Regions from separate parts of the Homo sapiens genome. Here region 2 is linked to region 1. Evidence: read pairs that join two places in POLR2A ChIA-PET (ENCODE). Cell type or tissue: MCF 10A. All regions are shown on one strand. Each heading gives the region's core, and the rest is flanking DNA. Links, peaks and the distances in the headings are about the cores only.

What was found. Peaks named below come from ENCODE experiments on the same cell type or tissue, not always from the same donor. Only the 100,000 strongest peaks of a DNase experiment are listed, where the experiment ranks them.
Region 2: POLR2A ChIA-PET joins it to region 1 with 5 read pairs; 2 of 35 experiments call an interaction of 5 or more read pairs at or near these places.

What each region holds. Positions count from the first base shown.
Region 1 is chr17:80,496,688-80,507,545 of GRCh38, reverse strand. No RefSeq gene overlaps it. Among named protein-coding and RNA genes, the nearest start is that of NPTX1, 26 kb to the right of the region's middle. In MCF 10A, for the core only: no CTCF peak of the experiment used is centred there; DNase peaks (open chromatin) are centred at 5,355 and 5,945.
Region 2 is chr17:80,850,948-80,861,805 of GRCh38, reverse strand. RPTOR (regulatory associated protein of MTOR complex 1) reads right to left here. Exons shown (of 34, transcript NM_020761.3): 12 at 6,259-6,342; 13 at 3,906-4,016. Among named protein-coding and RNA genes, the nearest start is that of CHMP6, 140 kb to the left of the region's middle. RefSeq lists enhancers at 3,340-4,269, 4,977-5,126, 4,270-5,200, 5,137-5,286, 5,023-5,317 and 3 more. In MCF 10A, for the core only: a CTCF peak has its summit at 2,339; DNase peaks (open chromatin) are centred at 2,315 and 5,165.

The DNA of each region.
Region 1 (10,858 bases), core at 2,576-7,575:
ACAGGGTTTCACCATGTTGCCCAGGCTGGTCTTGAAATCCTGACCTCAAGTGATCTGCCTGCCTCAGCCTCCCAGAGTGTTGGAATTACAGGTATGAGCTACCACCCCCGGCCAGCGACTGGCTTATTTCACTTAGCATGTCTTGAGATTCATCCATGTTGTAGCACGAGTCAGAATTTCCTTCCTTTGTGTATGCTGGGGGAGGCGTTTTCCTGCTCTCTTGCCCAGGCTGGAGTGCAGTGGTATGATCACAGCTCACTGCAGCCTCAACTCCTGGGCTCAACCAATCCTCCCACCTCAGCCTCTCAAGTAGCTGGAACCACTGGCATGTGCCACCACATCTGGCTGATTTTTTTTGTTTTTTTGTATAGAGACAGGATCTCACCATGTTGCCCAGGCTGGTCTTGAACTCCTGGGCTCAAGCAATCCTCCTGCCTCGGCCTCCCAAAGTTCTGGGGTTATAGGTACAGTTGTGAGCCACTGCACCCGACCTCTGAATTTTCTTCCTTTTTCAGGGCTAAATAATACCCCGTTGTACGTACATACCACATTGCTTTACCCATTCATGCGCCCATGGACATCTGGGTTGTTTCCACATTTTGGCTGTTGTGAATAGTGCTGCTATAAACACAAGTGTACAAACATTTCTTTGAGACTGCTTCGTTTCTTTTCTTTTCTTTTTTGAGATGGAGTTTTGCTCCTGTCGCCCAGGCTGGAGTACAGTGGTGCCATCTTGGCTCACTGTAACCTCTGCCTCCCAGGTTCAAGCGATTCTCCTTCCTCAGCCTCTCAAGTAGCTGGGATTACAGGGATGCACAACCACACCTGGCTAATTTTTGTATTTTTAGTAGAGATAGGGTTTTGCCATGTTGGCCAGGCTGGTCTCAAACTCCTGACTTCAGGTGATCCACCCGAAGTGGTGGGATTACAGGCGTGAGCTACCACACCCGGCCAATTTTTTATATTTTTAGTAGAGACGGGGTTTCACCATGTTGGCCAGGCTAGTCTCAAACTCCTGACCTCAGGTGATCCACCCGCCTCGGACTCCCAAAGTGCTGGGATTACAGGTGTGAGCCACCGCACCTGGCTGAGACTGTTTAGTTTCAGAGGCTTCAGTTGTTCACCTAATGATCCCTTTTTCAAAGTAGTTGTTTTTGTTTTATTTATTTTTTCAAGACAGGGTCTCCCTCTGTCACCAGGCTGGAGTGCAGTGATATGATCATCGCTCATTGCAGCTTCGAACTCCCTGGCTCAAGCAATCCTCCCACCTCAGCCTCCTGAGTAGCTGGGGCTACAGGCATGTTCCACCACACCCAGTTAATTTCTACATTTTTTGTAGAGGTGGGGTCTCACCATGTTGTCTAGGCTGGTCTCGAACCCTGGGGCCCAAGTGATCCTCCTGCCTTGGCCTCCCGAAGTGCTGGGATTACAGGCGTGAACCACCGTGACTGGCCTCAAAGTAGTTGTTTTAAAATTCAGAGTCTCCTTTGGGCTTTTTTCTTTCTTTCTTTTTTTGAGACAGAGTTTCACTCTTGTTGCCCAGGCTGGAGTGCAATGGCGTGATCTGGGCTCACCGCAACCTCTGCTTCCCGGGTTCAAGCGATTCTCCTGCCTCAGCCTCCGGAGTAGCTGGGATTTCAGGCGTGTGCCACCCCACCCGGCTAATTTTTTTGTATTTTTAGTAGAGACAGGGCTTCTGCATGTTGGCCAGGCTGGTCTTGAACTCCCGACCTCAGGTGATCCGCCCGCCTCGGCCTCCCAAAGTGCTGGGATTACAGGCGTGAGCCAGCTCACCCGGGCTTTGAGCTCTTAAATGCATAGTGAGCCCTGCCTTTGCCCAGCCCTGGCCAGTGCTAAGAACTTTACATGCATTGCCTCACCTCATCTGCACAGAAGAGGGTTTCTATTAATATTACTATCCTCATTTTATTGATAAGGAGCTGAGGTATAGAGAAAATAAAAAGCGCGTCCAAGGTTACACATTCGGTAACTTGCTGGGGAAGTTTTGAAGCCAGACACTCGGATGCCTGCGCCCACATTCTAAACCACTTTGCTCGATGGCTTAGCGTTCCTGGGAAAATGGAGAGGCAGGCACCATTGTCATTGTGTGGAAAAACTCAAGTCACAGACAACTTAAGCGGCTCTGAAGGCCACAGGGCTGTTTTCTCTGACTCCCGTCCCGAGTTTTAGAAGCTGCAGTACAATTATTCACAGACATTTCTTTCCTCTTCCCTCACTGCCTCTCCAGACACTGTGTCCCTAGGATGTTCCTTGTTCGGAATCCAGCCTCATCAGCCATCCCACGGCCCGACAGAAGCATCCTGACATCATCAATCCACAAGAGACCAAACGTCTGCTGAGCCCAGAATGAATCAGACAAGAGAAAGGTTAGGCGGCCAGGGGGAGCTAAAAGCCCCTAAAAGTTTAAAGAGATCCTACCAAATGGGTGGTTGGCTCCCACAGAGATTAGTTTTAATCAATTATTAAGCAATAGTTTAATATTTTAAGAGTCTGCTCAATCACAGAGAAATGAAAACATTTCATGACTTTTTTCCCTACATCTTCCAAAGCAAAAAATGTAAAGCAAGTGTACCTCCAGTGACACATTTTTAAAAAATTCTTTCTATTGAAATAATGGAATGTCTTTATTTTTTTTTAACTTCTTTTGTATTTGCCACACAGCCTGGCCTGAGTGGGTGCTGACCAGACACTCACTGAGCAGATGGGGTCCTGACTGCCTGAAGCTGGAGCACCCTGCTTTGTTTGGGGAGGTACCATAATGCCCTAACCTGCTCCTGGCTACTAACCATGGTGCCACAGTCTGTCCTGGAAGCCTCTGGAAGCTGGACACATGGGAAAGTCTCAGCATCTCCACTCTTTTCCCCACTCCCCCAGCCCCCACTTTCAGAGCCAATAATTTAGGAACTGGGAAGCAGCTGACAGAGGGCAGTGGGAGAGGGAAGGGTTAAACACTGTTCCCATCTACACGATGAACTCTGAAATAAGAGAGGTCCTGGACTCCCATTTTATGCTGCAATTAATTCTCCCTTTGGAGTCTGATACAATGTGCCTTTTTCCCTCTGTGCATCCATCCATGGATCCACCTACCCACCCATCCATCCACCATCCATCATCCGCCCATCCCTCAATCCATTCACCTATCTATCCACCAATCCACCCATCCTTCCACCCAGCCATCTATCCACCCATCCCTTCATTCACCCTACCATCAATACATTCACCCATCCCTCCATCCACCCATCTACCCCTACCATCCATCATCCCTCCATCCACCCATCCCTCCATTCATCCACCCATTCACCCATCCCTTCATCCACCCATATATTCATCCATTCATCCATCCATCCATTCATCCCTCTCTCCATCATCCATCCACTCCTCCCTCTATCCACCTATCCACCATCCCTCCATCCACACATCCACCCATCCACTCATCCCTCCATCCACCTATCCACCCATCCCTCCATCCACTTATCCATACACACACCCATCCACCCACCCACCCACACCTCCATGCCTCCATCCATCCTTCCATCTACCCATCCACCCATCCCTCCATCCACCCATCCCCTTATCCACCCATCTATTCATCCACTCATCCATCCATCCACTCATTCCTCTCTCCATCATCCCTCCACCCCTCCCTCTATCCATCCGTCTACCTATCCACCATCCTCCATCCACACATCCACCCATCTACCCATCCCTCCATCCACTTATCTATACACACAACAATCCATCCATCCATCCACCCACCCCTCCACCCCTCCATCCATCCTTCCATCTACCCATCTACCCATCCCTCCATCCACCCATTCACCCATCCCTTTATCCACACATCTGTTCATCTACTCATCCATCCATCCACTCATCCCTCTCTCCATCATCCACCCACCCCTCCCTCTATCCATCCATCCACCTATCCACCATCCCTCCATCCATGTATCCACCCATCCACCCATCCCTCCATCCCCCTATCCACCCATCCCTCCATCCACCTATCTACCCATCCCTCCATCCACTTATCCATACATGCTCCCATCCATCCGTCCATCCACCCCTCTACCCCTCCACCCATCCCTCCATCCACTTATCCATACATGCTCCCATCCATCCGTCCATCCACCCCTCTACCCCTCCACCCATCCCTCCATCTACCCATCCACCCATCCCTCCATCCACTTATCCATACACACTATTCATCCACCCCTCCATCCCTCCATCTATCCACCCATCCCTCCATCCACACATCCACCCATCCACCCCCCATAATCCAATCACCTCCTACCAGGTCCCTCCCTTCACACGTGGGGATTATGGGGATTACAATTCAAGATGAGATTTGGGTGGGGACACAAAGCCAAATCATATCACCCACCTACCCATCCACCTACCCACCCACCCATCCACCTACCCACCCATCCATGTAACAACATGTACCAGGGGCCCAGCTCTAAGCCAGGTGCTCAAGGATTCACTGTCTGGAGCAGAGACACACCTGGACCCCTACATGCCATCCAGGGTGCTGGGTGCTAAAGCAAAATGTCCTCAAGGTATGTTGAGCACAAGGAAGACAAGAGCCCCTCTGTGGGGCAGGTGGCCCTGACAGAGAAGGGTCTCTTCACTCAGTTCAAGAATACCACATAGGCAGACCAGCTGAGGTGTGGGGCAGAGGGAGTGAGACATGGGCCCTCCAGCCTGGGGCTTGTCTGTTCCAGCCCCAGCACGCTCTGCCCTTCCAGTATCCACTTTCCTCTCCTGTTAAATAAGGACGCTCCAGCCTTTGCCTTGGGCCATGCAGCGTGGGGTCACCTGGAAGCGGTCTGCACACTGGGCAGGCCCCAGCATTTCCTAGCTGCCCCTGTCTTCCTGGGGAAGCACATGGGTGGGGGGAGCAAGGCTACGAGGCCTTCCTGCAGATCATTCAAATGCATTTGCTGCATCCAGACCACGCCATGCCTTCATTAATGGAGACCTTCAAGATTGCTCTGTTTGCCTCAAAGCCACCCACTCTGCAGTGACGTCCGATCCAAAGTTTTTGCAAAGTTTGCAAAGTTTTCAGAAATGGGCCAGCACTTTAAACTCCAACTGCTTCTGCCCAGAATTTTCTCTTCCTCCACACAGCTGCCCCCAGACACCCCAGCTTCCATTCACGGTGAAGGCCTTGCCTCGCAGCAGTAACGTAAGAACCTGCTTTTGGGTTTTCTGAACTCCAAGCCTCACTAACCAAGGGGCACTTTATAATTGATTTGCCTCCATAAAATTCACAAGTGACTAATACACCCAAGAATTCCCAAGCCGCTCCTGGCTATGAGTTCCAACGTAATCCGTGTGTGCGCTGTCTGCGTCGGACGTCACCGCAGAGTGGGTGGCTTTGAGGCAAGAGCCGTGGTGCAGGAACACACTGGCAGAGCCCGGGCAGAGCCTTTCCTACATCTTTTGGTTTCGATAACAGGGTTTGCTTTAAGTCTTCAGCCAGGGGACCTGTATATCCTAAAGACAGTATGTAAAATATTTATTAAGAAGAGTATCTATTTTTAACTAGGGATGATTTCAGTTCTATTATTCATGCAGCCTCGGAGGGCAGGCTTCATGCTTGTCTGCTTGCAGGAGACGTGAAACAGAGCAGAGGCGAGTCTGAAATCAGAGACCAGGGCCTGGGGGAGGGCAGCGGGGGATTCCGAGCAGGAGAGGTGGGAGCCGTAGTGGATGGTACCTGCCTGGTTCCAGCCAAACCTCCACATTCGGGTCACTCTGTCTCTGAGATGTGGTGAAAGCTTTGGCTTCATTTTAAAAACAAAGTTATCTGCACCCCCTGCTAGTCCTTTTGAGGCTCCTCCTCTAGAGACGCCTCGGCGTGTAGGAGTCACCTGAACAACGCCCCGTGCAGCCTGTGGAGCCCAGGATAAGGCATCCCATTAAAGACAAGCACCTGCTTCCCGGCAGGCCCCACGCTGACAAGGTCTCAAAAAACAAGCTGGAACCTGTCAGAACCCAAAGAGAACACACTCAGCTACCCGCTGAGCCGAGAGCCATGGCGGGTGTCTGGTGAAGGTGCCAGGGTGAAGACCTGCTGAGGGACAAGGTTAGGACACCCTCTGCCCCCTCGAAATTTCTGTGTGTTTGTTTTTTTTTTGAGAGGGAGTCTTGCTCTGTCACCCAGGCTGGAGTGCAGTGCGTGATCTCGGCTAGCTGCAAGCTCCGCCTCCCGGGTTCACACCATTCTCCTGCCTCAGCCTCCCGAGTAGCTGGGACTACAGGCGCCCACCACCACACCCGGCTATTTTTTTGTATCTTTAGTAGAGACGGGGTTTCACTGTGTTAACCAGGATGGTCTCGATCTCCTGACCTTGTGATCCACCTGCCTCGGCCTCCCAAAGTGCTGGGATTACAGGCGTGAGACACAGCGCCCGACCGCCCCCTCGAAATTTCTAAGTACAAAGCTGCCGAACATCTGGGCACCTACAGCAGGAGCCTCCTGCACACCGAGTGGAGGTGATGACCAAGGGTGCTGAGGGCAGGAGGACCAAAGCTGAGTCCTAGATCACTTGGAACAGCCTTGGGACCCGGAGGCAGTCCCTTCACCCTTCTTAGCCTCTGTATTCTCAACTGTAAGTGGGGAACCCCAGAACATGCATCTCCTGGGAGGTTACGCATCACGGAAGACGCTCTGCCAGGATATCCAGTCCCTCCGTCTGCAAATAAGGAGGCGGGGGAGGGAGGGAGATGGACAGGCAGGGGGACATTCCCATTTGGCGCCTTCTGTTCCACACACACTGTTTCATTTGATTCCCTCCCATGCCTCTGCATTTTGCACTGGAGATGAGGGCTCAGTCCCCAGAGACCCCGTTCCTCCTCACTCACACCCGAGACAGCTTCAGAGAGGCGGGTCCTACCAGGGTCAACGTCCTCACAGGCAATGACTCTCCTGGGGATGGCAGCCGGTGCCTGCTGACCACGCATCCAGAGTCTCCTCCTCTCTGGGCGCCCCTTCTTATTTCGGGAGTGGGCAGATCGGGAGCCTCCCCACAGGCAGCCCCTGGGAAGCACACTCTGGGCCTGGCGCCCAGACTGCAGCTCCAATTCCTTCCTTGCCAGCCTGACCTTGCCCGGTGGAATCAGAGCAGCTGATGAGGCGGGGAGGGAAGGAGGCCCACGCCCAGAGGTTCCAGAACCATCAGGGGCACACACTCAGAAACCAAGGAGGCACGGACCGGAACATGTAGGTCAGCGCCAGAAGGCCCCGTGTGAAACCCAATTACAACCTGCCGGCAGGAAGGGAGCGTGGTGTCCTCAGACCTCGGGGAAGGTTGCGGGGTCAGCATGGCTGCAGTCAAGCTGGCTCTGCTCACCCTGGCATGCAGGCTCTGGGGCTCAGATCCCTGAATGGGCTGGCCATGGCCACCTGGGGCCCCCTGACTCCATGGAGGAGAGCAGGAGGGGGCAGGAGGGAACAGGAGAGGGCAGGAGGGGGCAGGAGGGGGCAGAGCTTCTCTTCCCTCTTAGGGCTGCCTGGGGAGGGCCAAGGAACGCGTGTCCTGTTCTGGGGGCTCCCTTGCTGGCCTGTTCTGCCCCCCTCCCTCTGGCCTCTTTGCTCTTGCTCCTGGGAAGCACACAGCTCGAGCAGACCCACAGTGCAGGGGTCACCACGCTCTCAGCCTGGGCCTCAATCTCAAACTCAAGGCCAGCCCACAACTCCCCCCAGACCTCCCCACCCTAGCATGGCTCTCAGGTATCCTCAAGGAAACCCCCGCCTTTGCTGCTCCTCACCCAGCTTCGGGCACTGCTTTCTGATTGGCCTCCCATCTCCCACTCCCTTTCGTCTTTGCCGCTCCTGTGACTCTCCTGGCCACAGCTCTCGCCTGTGCCCTCACTGCTCCCAGGTTCAGCGGCTCCCCACAACCTCTTGAAAACACACATGGAAAGTTATTCTGTCTTGGAGTCACAAGGTCACATTGCGGGGGCCTTGATAAAGATCTGTCCGGTTCCATTTGTTTATCATGAGCATGTATTTTTTGCTTTAAAAAGGATAGTGTTATTCAGTATAAAAGTAATCAAAGAAAATGTGCCTGTAGCCATTTTTAAAGGAAGGAAGGAAGGCGGAGGCGCAAGGCTAGGTGGGCAGCTGTTGGAGACGTGGCCTGGGGCCCCACTCACCCTCTGAGCCCTCTTGGATTCAAGCCTGAGGGGTCCACCTCATCCAGCCTGATGCCAGGCCTCCAGCCATGCCTCCCACCTCCTCCACCCGGCGGAAGCTGAACCCACTGGGGAACTTTGCCACCTGGCCCACGTTCAGTTTCCACCTTTGAGCTAGGATGAGATCAGACTCCCTGCCAGGGGTGGGAAGCAGGAGCCTCATCTGGGTTGGGTAGGAGATGGCGAGGCCTTACAGGCACATGGGGTGCTCACTGAGTTCTGAGCTCCACACACAGACCTCTCCCCTGACTGCCTGCGAGGTTTGAGTTCCGGGCGTGACAGAGCCGAGGGCTATATGTCTGGCAGCCCCCAGGGCTGGTGCCAGCGGCTCTGAGCCCAGCACCCAGGAGTAGATAATCACCATCTCTCATCTGCACACTGGAGACCAAGACCTTGTGCCACCCGTCCAGGGACACGGCCAGCACACAGCAACAGGACTTGAACCAGGGTCAGCCTGGCTCCAAATTTGAACTGCAACTGTTAGGGGTGCTCCGCCCGGGGCACATTGCCAGGCACCCCCGTCTGTTTGCAGCCCAGAGAGTAAGAGGCACCTAACCCAGAACCGGAGAACTCCAGAGGCTCCCCTCCCGCCCTGCTCTTGGCCAGTGAGGGCAGCTTGCAGCACGCCAGGGCGCTCCCAGGTGGAAACGCCACATGAAGCCTACTAATGGCCAAGTTCCTGCCTTTATTTATGTCCCTCTGCGGAGAGGCTTGAGGCTTCCCAGCAGCAAAACACTTTAAAAACGATAAAGAGACGCTGGATCCCGACCACAGGAATCCTGGAGGCTGGAGACACTGAGCCATAGCTGGTGCCCAGCTTTGAGGACGGCGGCCTCCCGAACTGTGGCCAGGAAGACAGGCCGGGCTCCCTCGGCCAGGGGAGGAGGGAGGAGCAGAGGGAGACAAGAAGACAAAGCCAGACCCCACGCACGCCCCGGCCGGCCTGTGTCGGCACCACCACGGTGGCCCGGAAGTCTGTTACGGGCGACATGCCATGCTTTGCATAATTCCACTCCTACAGCTCCCCAGCAATCCTGAGTTTTGTTCTCGCGCTATTTCAGATACGGCCACTGGTGTTCAGAGGTTAATGTGTGCAAGGACCCACAGCAGGCGACCGGAGCAGCCAGGATCCAAACCCAGGCACGGTGGGGGAACTGCGGCCTTAGCCGTGACGCAGCCCGGCCTTATGGCAGGCGAATTCCTGTGATGCTGCCCCAGCACACACTCACATATACACACAACACACACATATACACACAACACACACACTCACATATACACAACACACACACAGAGGCACACTCACATATACATACAACACATACATATACACACAACACACACACACAGGCACACTCACATATACACACAACACACACACACAGGTATACTCACATATACATTACTCACAGGCACACTCACATGACCACATCCTCTTCCTATACACTCACACACATGCTCACAAACACAAAAAAACACTTTTTTTTTTTGAGACGGAGTTTTACTGTTACCCAGTGCAGTGTCGTGATCATAGCTCACTGCAGCTTCAACCTTCCTGTCTCAAGTGATCCTCCTGCCTCAGTCTCCTGAGTAACTGGGACTATAGGCATGCATCACCATGCCCAGCTAATTTTTTATTTTTTGTTGTAGAGACAGACTCTCGATATGTTGCCTAGGCTGGTCTTGAACTCCTGGGCTCAAGCAGTCTGTCCACCTCAGCCTCCCAATTATACACTAGGATTACAGGCATGAGCCACTGTGCCTGGCCCCACATCCTCTTTCTATACACGCACACACAAACACACACACACAACCATGTCCTCTTTCTACATGCACAGACACACAACTACACTCTGTTTCTAAACACACACACACACACGCCACCTCTTTTTCCAGTGACCTATCTTTGCTTCAGACACCAGCACCTTGGAGGCCTCCAGCTACAGACTCACCTGCTCGAGGTGTTGCTTGATAACAGCTGAAACAGCTTCCTCCATCAGCCCAGGTTGTCAGTTGCAAGGAGCAAAACCTACCTGTGGTTAACTGAAGCAGAAGAGGGAGTTGACGGAAAGGTAGTGGTTGCCTCAAAGATGAAAGAGACTCCAGGAGAACCGAGTTTGGGCAGGACTTCCCCAGGCTCAGGGACGTGAAGGCAGAAATGCGCCCCTGAGAACACTGTACCCCTCAGGTGGTCAGGACCCAGGCGGCCATAGGTTTTGCTGCAGTAACACACAGGCTTGAGATACCACCTGCTCTAAGCGGCAGCTGTTCTTTCTGGTTCTTTCCCACAGTAGGTTCATCGTGGATCAGCAGGAGGCCTCCTTCCACTTCATCACCTAGGGATCTAGCCACCATGCCAGAGGGAAGAGAAAGAGCAACTGGGGGTGGGGGGTTCTTAAGGCTCCCGATTCAATGAGCTCTGGACAGGGGCGAGGGGCTGGAGATTGAGTTGATCACCAACTGCGGATGATTTAATCAAGCACGACTGTGTGATGCAGCCTCCGTAAAAAGCCCTAAACATGGGGTTCAAAGAGCTTCTGGGTTGGGGAACAGGTCAAGGTGCTGGGGAGGGCATGGAAGCTTGGTGCCTCTTCCCCCGTATCTTGTCCTATGCATCTCTTCTTTGTGGCTGTTTCTGAGT
Region 2 (10,858 bases), core at 2,245-7,244, 350 kb before region 1:
CTAAAAGGTACTAAAAACACGAAGTCTGAGAATCAAAGTTGGCTTAGACACGTTCCTGCAGCACTGGCGGTGCTGGGGAGCAGGCTCAGGCGGCCGTAATCCCAGACCTCTGCATGCAGATGGCATCTCTTCCTCCCTTCACCCTGGGCTTTGTGTCATGTGAGGGTCACCGTTTTGTGCATCCCAGAGCCCCTACACATGGTCCTTCATCCGTGGCCAGGTGCCAAGATATTTCTAAGTGTGTCCATGTAGATGACGAAGATATGGGTGTAGGACAGAAACCACGTTTCAAAATGACTTCCTGCCAAACACCCTTTGTTTACATAATGTGGCTCTTCAGTGAATTTGAAGAAGAGTAAAATAGAAATGACCCACACCTCTCGCGTCCTGATCCACAAAGCCAAGCTTTCTGTTTAGCAAGAAAAGGTTTTAGTGTAACAGGGACAGGCAGGAGAGATGTGAGATTTACGTGGTGCCCCTTCCTGGTCCTGTTCCTGTTCCTCTATAATTTACACAGCAGTTTTCCACGTCCTGGTTCTGAGCTCTGGAACTGTGGCTGAAGGCAGACGGCCGAAGGCTCATGATTTTACAGAGGCAAATCATGGCCAAGGGAAGTGAAAATGACTTGTAAGAGCAAATGCGGTGATGGGATCAAACTCAGGGTTTTAACCTTAAATCCAGTGCTTTAGCCAATCTTTCAAAGCAGTCATTCTTTATCTGTAGTTTAATGGGTAGCAGGGAAAATATTTTGCTGAAATATATGGTATTCAGGTCACCATTATGGAGCGTTCTCTGGTCACAGCCAGGTGCAGAGCACTGGGCCCAGGAGGGTTCAAGGTTGAACTGAGGTCAAGGTCAACCTCAGCTGTGCTGAGAGGAAGAGCAGCAGCTCCCCGCATCCAGCTCAGGAAATCAGGAGCAGCTGGGAGAGATGGCAAGCACGGTAGCCGACCCGTGCCAGCAGAGCCATGGTCAGTGCCCCAGGCCCAGAAAAAGAGTGAGAGATCCCAGAACCGGAAGAGGGGCTGGAAGCTGCTTCTGCTTGGAGAGAGCATATACATAAAATCCTAGGGAATCTACAAGAACCAGTGAACTAGCAGAAAATCCCAGGGAATCTACAAGAATCAGCGGAACCAGCGAGAGGTCAACTGGTGCTGGGTACGACTGACGCCTGCCTCCAAGGTGGAAGCCCTCACCGTCCGCTTCGGCAGCAGCCTCCCCACTGCCCCCTGACTTCAGCTGTGACACCAAAGTAGTACGTGAGGACTTGGGGTGTGGGGAGGCTATGGTCAGGGCTGGGTGCAGGGAGCAGAAGGGCTGAGCAGGGGCCCAGGGGTCCGTGGGCAGCACAGTTGGGGACCTGATGGCCTGGGCTGGACTTGAATCAGCAGCGGCTGTGGGTGGGAGACACAGCAGTGGCTTTGTGTGGGGTGTGCAGGGCTGACGGGTGAGAGCGCACAGTGCGGGGTACGAGCCTGTGGCTCGGGGTGCCTGCCAGTGCCTGGACAACAGGGTCAGTGAATTTGGCTGAACAAAGCCCAACAGGGCAGCTTCAGCGAGCACAGCAGGTCCTGGTGGCCAGTGCGACATGGCTGACAGGGCTAAGGATGAGGCTGGGTCTCAGTGCCAGTGACTGGACGGAGGAGCTGACAGAATGTGGCCTGGGGAGCGCCGGGCAGCAGGCAGGAGCCCCGGGGGCTTAAGCTCCGTCCACTCTCCCCTCACCTGCCACACAGAAAAGGAAAGGGTGGTCTTCCCCGGCTCCAAGCCATGGCCTCTCCAAGGTGTTCTTGGCACTCTCCTGTACTTGCTCTGTGACTTTGCTAGACCTTCCATTTCCCTGTGTGGGCAAGGAGCTCCAGACCCGGCGCAGGGGCCCAGTGGGGTGCCGGCCCCTCGCATGGCAGCTATGTGGCCCCTGCTCCCTCCTGTGGGCGGCGCCTCACCAGTAAATAGGCTGCAAATTCAAGCTAACTTCACAGGGGACTTAGGAATTAAGAGACTTTGCATATGAAAGCCGCCTGACAGGGCGCCACACACACATGCACGCACAAGCGCCCACATACATGACCACCCCCGCACACACGTGCACACAGCAGCTGGCCGAAGTCCGGGGGGAACGTGGACCTGCTCCTACAGGCCTTCTAATGAGTTGCTGGGGCTGGTTTGCTTCAAAACCAAGCAGGGAGCAAAGCCAGCCTTGCCCTGATGCCGGCTCCTCCGTCCCGCTCTCCTCACCCGTGGCGGCACCCCCAGAGCAAGACTGACTTGGCTTCTTCCCGGGGCTCCCTGCCAACCTGGCTCCGAGCCCAGCTCTGTATCACACACGTGTGCCCCTCCGCACACGGACAGCTAAAGGCAAAGGCATCTCTGGGAAATCTTTGTCCCCAACAACCCTGCAGAGGGCAACATATCCCCCAACTCCATTCTCAGCACACACCCTTTGTTCTAGAATCTTCACGTTCTATAAATGAGCCCTTCCCAGACCCTTTGCACCACTCTGTACAGCTCTCCTCTCCACTGTGTCACACGAGGAGCTTTCGAGAGTTCTCCCGCAGCTGAGCCTTCCACATTTTCCTTCGAGGGTCTCGCCTGCCATCACCACTGGGTAGACGAGGTCCCCAGTCTTGGCATCGGGCCAGCCCTGCTCCTAGGCCGCACAGGGCTCCTGACCAGTTGTCTCTGGAAGGCTCCCCGAGCCCCAGCCGGCCACACAGGCTTCAGCCCGAGTCGCCTCTCCCAACCCAGGCTTGGTGCCGCCCTCCCAGCCCTGCAGCCCGACCTCCTCTGCCCACCCTCCTGGAGGAAAATGCTCTCCACCCCGTGTTTCCCTACAATCCACTTGACACCGAGGCCAGGCAATGTTTATAAACCACAGCTTCATTCTTTGATGTCTTTGTTCCAAAATCTGTAATAATCCCCATGCCTGCTAAATGAAGTTCAACTGTGTCTACCGGGAACCGTGCACCGTCTGCGTGGATGGGGCCTCCCTGCGTGTCCCCGCACACAGCCACAGGGAGTGGCCTGCCCTCCTCTAAATGTCTTCCCAGCCCTCCCTGCCACCTCCATGTTTGGACCCCCGCCCGACATCCACCCCCTCAAGGCCCTTCCTGGCGTTTCCAGTTCAGCATAGGCCGGGTCTCGCCCACACGACTTCTCAGCCCCACTCCTCTGACCCATCTCGCTGGTAGCTCCTGCAGGAGGTGACCCTGCCTCACAACAGGGCTGGTGTCACCTGCAACCCCTGCCAGCACCCAAGCATAAGCCGCTGGGGACAGGGACAGCTGACCTTGTGTCTCTCTTAACATAGCTAAATATGGGTCCCTGGCCTAGATGATTGAGGGGCGAACACATGGCTGCAGGGCCAGGGCTGATGCCCGTCAGAGAGGACAGAGCTGGACAGCCCCGTGTAAGGGGGTGGCCCCTAACACCTCGGGGCCTGGCCCAGACCACCTGTGCAGGGTTGAGGAGGGGGAGAAATGCAATGGTGGGCACAGGAGAGCCAATGCGGGGTCTGGGCGAGGCAGAGGCCAAGTTTATGCCATGGCGGGGTTGCTTCCAGTCAGGGTCAGGAGCACGGGGACAGCCTTACGGGGGTCAGACACAGGCAGGGGGACTGAGTGCAGGGCACCAGGGGAAGGCCAGGGACAGGACGGTGTGGGGGGACTGAGCGCAGGGTACCAGGGGAAGGCCAGGGACAGGACAGGTAGGTGACAGCCCCCACGACCCAGAGGTGGCTGCCGAGGCGGGCGCGTCCCACTTTACCCCAGAAGAGAGGAAGGGAACGGCGGTGCCTGGAGAGGGAGCGAGGCTGGAGAAAGGGCAGGCTGGAAACGCAGGGCTCGGCATCCCCAGAAGGGCCGGCAGGTTCACATCACTCTGGGGAGGAGGGCGGGGATACTCACGCTGTCCACTGCGAGGATCTTGGCCCAGATGAAAACGAGAAGTGGCCGCAGCTCTCGGGCCGAGCTCTGGAGCAGCTTCAGCACGTAGGGGAAGATGCCGACAGACAAGGCCTGGGGGCGAGGGAGGGCGTCAGCGCACCTGTGCCGCAGCAAGGGAACGGGCAGCAGCAGGGGTGCCACGCGGGACCAGCTGCGGTGCTATCTTCAGCACATATGGGAAACGCAACAGGAATGAATGGGCCTCACTTAAAGTAAAGAGGGGCTTCCTCCAGATTTATTCATCTCTGATTTATTCCTAGAAGCTGCCACATACTGCCAGCCTTGACTGGTGTCAAGAGACTGGAATGAATCGGGTGGCAGCTTTTCCTTGTGGAGGCGCAGGCTGCTTGCGCCTGGGGCCCTTGCCTGCCCTCAGTGGCCTCGTCTGCTCTTGGCAGCAGAGCATCAGGCACCTTCACTGTGTTGCTCACGTACGAGCCACGGCCACCTGTGACGGCACGGCCACCTCTCCGTGACGGCATGGCCACCTCTCCGTGACACCACGGCCACCTCTCCGTGACGGCACGGCCAGCTTGCTCAACACTCATGTTTGCACTTCAGATACACCTTGGGAGAAAGATGCCTGCCCTGGGAAAGGCAGGGAGGAGCGGGGGTTGCCCAGGGGCTCACTGGCGCCCAGTTCTGGCCATGTCATTCTCAGGGGACTCTCTGCCCTCAGAGGCAGGGGAGGGAGGGCGTGGAGGGCACTGCAGTGTGGAGGATGCCTGGCAAAGTACTGCTGCACTCCACAGCCAGGGGTTTCTGCTGTGTCCTTATCTCAAAGCTGCTGGAATTTCAAAGATATCCTAAAGGTATCACCTTCCAATAAGTGAGGTCCCCTGTAACCAAGACAGGAGGTGGTGGTGGGACCTAGGCCTGGGTCCCTTCCCTGTGAAAGGCCACATTTAACAAGGTATGAGCAGTTTCTCTGGTTCGGGTGGCTGGGCCCTCACCTGAGAGGCAAAATCTGTACCTGTAAAAATACCTCGTTTATCCAGCCTCGATTCATGTATTAGGCAAATTTCCAATGAGCAGAAGCTTAATTCTTTAAAGGGAAGAAACTGGTTTTAAAAAATTAACCTTAAAAATGAAACTCTTTCTAAACTGTTATGAATACATGCTTCCTGTCTTCTTAGAGTGCACGCAATACCACGCAGGCCTTTCCAGGATGACTAAGCGACACCACCACGCACACACCAAGTGACCGAGTCACGCCAGCCTTCCTCCGATGACTCAGGCCCTGACTCTGTTACAAGCTATTTGTGGCCTCAGGCACCTGGAGTGAAAATGGCCCAGTGGTGAGTGCTGAATGATTCTTCCAAGTTTTGGATGTTTTCTCTCGTCCTTCAGTGCTGGACTATCAATTACCACTCTTTGTCAACATTATCTGATGAAAATACTTAAATACACCAAACCCAGGTACTCACCACCCAGCTAGTGACAGCGGTTCCGCACCCACCGCCCCACCGCACCGCTCCCAAGCACAGTAAATTAAGGCTCATATGTCATGTGATTTCATTGGTGAATATTCAGTGTCTATCTCTAAAAAATTAGGTCTCTTTTATAAAAACATGATCCAGTTACCACACCCAAGAAAAACGAACAATGATTCTTGAATAACATAAATCCAGCACCTGTAAAATTTCTAATTGTTTTATGAGTATTCATTTTTGGAACTTCAACAGAACCAAGTAAGGTTTACTGTACATGGCAGCTGGCCATAGGTCTCTCGAGTTTCCTTGACTCTGTGGTTCCCTCTCAGCCTCCTTTTACTTTCCCTGTGAGTTATTTGTTAAACGCACGTCGCTTCTTGATCCTGCCTCTGCCAGGGTGTTTTTAGTGGCCATTACTACTCTGCTATAGAATGAGGAACCAGAAGAGCGTTTCCGAATTGTGCCTGCCATGATGGTGAGCAGACAGTGCTGAGGATCCAGACTCCTCCTGGGGGAAGCAGCACCACGAGGTGGGTGCTGCGTCAGGCTCAGGGGCGCCCTGCTCCTCCGCAGCGCTGGGGGCGGCTCAGGAAAAGGTGACCGGCCGACAACACACTCACTCCTATGTCTAACATCAGACATAAAGAGGGGCGACAACCCCAGACCCCCAAACGCCAGGCAGCACTGCAGGCTGCACGGGTACAGAGTGGGCTCCTTGAGGGCCTCAGGAGTGACAGGACACCAACACGGTGGACACACTCGCCCTGGGTCTCACGGCTGGGGGTGGCTCTGGATCATGAAATACGTGCACAGACTGAAACACGGAGCCTAATCTCTGTCCCACCTCCCTCAGCCCCCAGGTTAATGCGGAAGGCACGCACCAGGCTCACTGCCCAGGGACCCAGGTCCAAAAATCTTCCAAGCAAGTCCAATGCTCTCAGCCGGTGCACTTGGCTTAACAGCACCTGGAAGAACAAGAAGAAAATGGTATCACTGCAAACCATACTGGTGTGCAACCCCGAAACGCTGCTGCATGAGCTGCCAGCTTTGGAGCGGTCTGACCACAGTTCAGATCTGTCTGCTGCTTCAGTTACCTAGAGCTGGTGCTCCTTTCCTTACAAGTTCATGCTTTTAGACAGGTGAAGAAAACACGCTTTATGCCTTTATTACACAGATAAAAGATGCTCAATGTAGAAAATACTAGAACAAACATGCTTTAATTGCATTTAAAAAGCTAACCCACTGGTGACATTTAGGTATATGAACTCAGACATTGTTCTTTATGTCCACACTTCTCTTACTGATCTTGAACTAGATAATATGTGATTCTATTTCTCAGCTCCTTTTTAAACTAAACAATGCACTGTGAACATTGTTCATATCAGTAGGTATGTACTGACCATATTATTCCCAAAGGCGGCACAGTACTTCCGTTATGCAAATGTACACAATTCTTTTAAACAACTTCCCCAGTGATAGATATTTAAATTATCATCAAAATGTTCCTACTTTTACCATTTTTATTTATTTATTTTTGAGATAGGGTCTTGCTCTGTTGCCCAAGCTAGAGTATAGATGCCAGATCATGGCTCACTGCAGCCTCAACCTCCTGGACTCAAGTGATCCTCCCACCTCAAACCCTGAGTAGCTAGGACCGCAGGTATGTACCACCATGCCTGGTTAATTTTTGTATTTTTTATAGAGATGGGGGTCTCACTACATTGCCCATGCAGGTCTTGAACTTCTGGCTCAAGCAACCCTCCCGCTTCAGCCTCCCGAAGTGTAGGGATTACAGGCGTGGGCCATCATGCCTGGCCAAAATGCTGCTCTGATAAAGAAGATTGTGATCAATATCCTAATGGGTACATCGGCACATGTACATGATTCTTTTCCACTAAGATAAATGTGAGTATTAAAAAGGTAAGGTCGGAGCATATATACTTAAGTTACCAAATGACCCTGAGGCTGAACCCACTCACACTCTCGACGGCACGCACGTGGGCACCAGCTTCCTGCTGCCTGAGCTGGTCACCCAGCAGCGCTCACTGCGGTGTGACTCTGGGCAAGTTAACGTCGCTGAGCCTTGATTTATTAATTCATAAAACACATATAACACAACACCTGCCCACAAGGGTTTCATTAAATTAAATAATAAATTTAAAGCTTGTGGGACAATACTAGCCCATATTACACTATTATTAGCCAAAAGGACAGGTGAAAATACATCCTTTTCATCTGGATTTCTTGGATTTCAAGGGGAGTACATTTTGCAGGTTGATGGGCCATTTCCCCAGTAAACTTGCCCTGCATGCGTTTAGTTTTCTACTTCAAAATGTGGCTTTTTCTTATTGACATGTCAGAGTTCTTTATAAGTTAGAGTGGGCTCTGCCAGAGGTTTTGCACATACTTTTTCTGTTATATTAAAGTTCTACACTTTTTTTTTTTTTTGAGACAGAGTCTCACTCGGTCGCCCAGGCTGGAGTGCAGTGGCGCAATCTCGGCTCACTGCAAGCTCCACCTCCCGGGTTCATGCCATTCTCCTGCCTCAGCCTCCTGAGTAGTTAAGACTACAAGCGCCTGCCACCATGACCGGCTAATTTATTTTTGTATTTTTAGTAGAGACGGGGTTTCACTGCATTAGGCAGGATGGTCTTGATCTCCTGACCTTGTGATCCACCCGCCTTGGCCTCCCAAAGTGCTGGGATTACAGGCGTGAGCCACCGTGCCCGGCCAAGCTTTACACTTTTAATGGCATTACTTCTTTTGATTTTTTCCTTAATGGTGGCTATGCTGGAAGGCATGTGCATCGACTCCCTCCAACCTACAGCATTTCTATCCACGATGCCCCAGTCATCCAAGGGGTGTTTATGGGGCAGGTGCTGCGCTGGGTGCTAGGAGAGTGACCACAGACAGTAGGGACCACCTCACCCATCCTTCATGTGGCCTGGGAGACAGACATTAAACAAATGACCGCCCCATCACCATGCCTAAACACACAGACCCTGGGAGCCCCTGACCTGGCCTCGCTGCAGGCCTCGGAGGTTTTCCCTCCCCCCAGGAGAAGATGCACAGGACACAGCTGGGCAGCGGGTCCTGGAGGTGACATGAGGGGGTTACCGCGTTGCAGGTGGAGAGGCTGGAAAAGCCCGGGTGTCTGAGGATGCACGGGCTACCAGTATGACTGAGGTCAGTGATGGGGGAGGGGCCGGATAGGGAAAGGCCCCGCCGACGGCATGCAGAGAGGTCAGTTTGTTTTGAGATCCAGAAGCCACCAGCCGACGTTAAGCAGCAGTGACTGGTCCAGTGTGCTCGCTTTGGGGACAGGCCTGGCAAGAGGCTGGAAGTCGGGGAGGCGAGTGGAAGGGGGTGGGTTTGACCAGGGTGCCAATACGGAGATGGGGAGGAGGAGACTGCAGCACTGGCCAGAGGCTGAGAGAAGAAGGGGTGAAGGAAAGCAAACTCTAGAAAAGAAGGTTTGGGATGAGTTTGAAAACCCTCAAGAGAGGCAGGGGAAAGGGACGAGGAGGCCAGTGAGGGTGGAGGATCGGGGGAGGGGAGAGGAGATGGCGGCCACCTGGGTCAAGCTCCTGGGGGTCGGCCAGCACGACTTCCACGGAGGAGCCACCGAGTCAGGAGCATGGGCCCTGGGGAGCCGTGGAGAGGGAGGAGCTTCCCTGTGGTGGGAGAAGAGCACTGGCAGGAGGATGAGGGGGACAGGGAAGGTCACAGGTGGCAGCAAGAGGAGGTGGCTAGCCAGGCTGGAGGGGCAGATGGGGTATGGAGGGGATCCCAGCATGTCCAGCCTTGGGGGCAGAGAAAGAGCAGTGGGAATGTGGCCTCACTTCCCTTCTATGTGCCCGGAGCCAGCTCCCACGCTGGGTTCACCATGGACCCAGGAGTGGCAGGTTCCCCGTGCTGGTGATGCTGAGAGTCTCTGATTAAGAGGCTGGGAAAGGAACGTGGGACTGCTCGCAGGATATGTGAACTGGAACCGGATCCCTCTCCTATGCTTAACTCGGGGGCTGTCGCATGCCACTGCTGCCTGGAACTCAGGTTTGAGGGGCCAGTCGGAGGAAAAGCACTGGCTCTGGGGCCGGCTAACCTGATGTTAACCCTGCCTCCATCTCTGCCCAATAATTGGCTTAGATTCCTAACTTCTGGAAACTTCAATATCATTATCAAGAAAAACGGAGACAACAGTACTTGACTTGGGCTTATTCTCAAAGTTCAATGAGGCAGAGTCCGTAAAGCGTCTAGCACAAAGCTGTGTGCACCAAGGTGTCCAGCGGATGTAAAGTCAGCATCATAGTGTTCGGCTACCAGATGTCTCCACCACCCAAGGTTTTAAGGACTGACTCTCTGTGTGTAGGGAACACTAGGCTGCCTGAGGCTCAAGTTTCTAGATGACCCAGGGAGAGGAGAGGAGGCAGGTCTCGCCATGGCTGCAATCGTCAGAAATCAAAGACATCATCAGATCTAAAGCTTACAAAGATTGTTTTCTGATTCTTTTTGTTTTTTTCCAACACTGTAAATAAGGACAAGGCTGTTTCTAAGGTAAATAGTTGCAGAACAAATGGAAAAAGTGGCAGGACGGGGCGAAGAGGTCTAATCAAGGCCAGTTCCTGTTACTGTTTTACCAGGACACTAGCCCAGCAATAAAGGTCTCCTTAGAATGTGCTCCTTACAAACAACAAAAGCAAGCGGGACGCTGGTTCACAATCACCACCGTGATGTGGTCCCGAGTGTCCCACTGTAGGAGCTGCAGGTGCTGATGAAACACACGCGGGGGCCTCGGGGGCCCACCTGCCTGGGAGTCGGCGTCGGAGGTCCTTGGGCAGCATGGGATTTGGTGCTACAATTATTTCATTTGCAAAGAAACATCGTCAATAAAGAGTATTGGCGGAAAGGTTAAGTACTGTTTTTTTTTTCTCAAACATTACATCATCTTCCTGCCACCTTTTGTTGATTTACGATTTTTAAAAACTGAAGCCAACATAAAGCAAAGTTATTTTTAAAATGGGATTGGCTTTTAGAAAAAAAGCCAATGTTGTTTCTGTACTTAAAAACAACAAAACAAAAACCTCCTGTTCCGGACCATCCCACGATCTATGGAAATTATAGAAGTAAATGATGGTGAGCTGAATGAGTTACTGAGATTTATTTTCCACCTGTGGTAGCCCAAACTAAAGATTAATCATGGTGGCCGGCATAGAGGCTCAATACTGTAATGCAAACACTTTGGAAGGCTGAAGCTGGAGGATCGCTTGAGGCCAGGAGGTCGAGACCAGCCTGCCCAACATGGTGAAACCCCGTCTCTACAAAAAATACAAAAATGAGCCGGGCATGATGGCACATGCATGCAGTTCCAGCTACTCAGGAGGCTGAGTCAGGAGGGTGGCCTGACCCCAGGAGTTGGAAGTTGCAGCGAGCTATGATCATACTACTGCACTCCAGCTGAGGCGACCAAATTAAAACAGAATT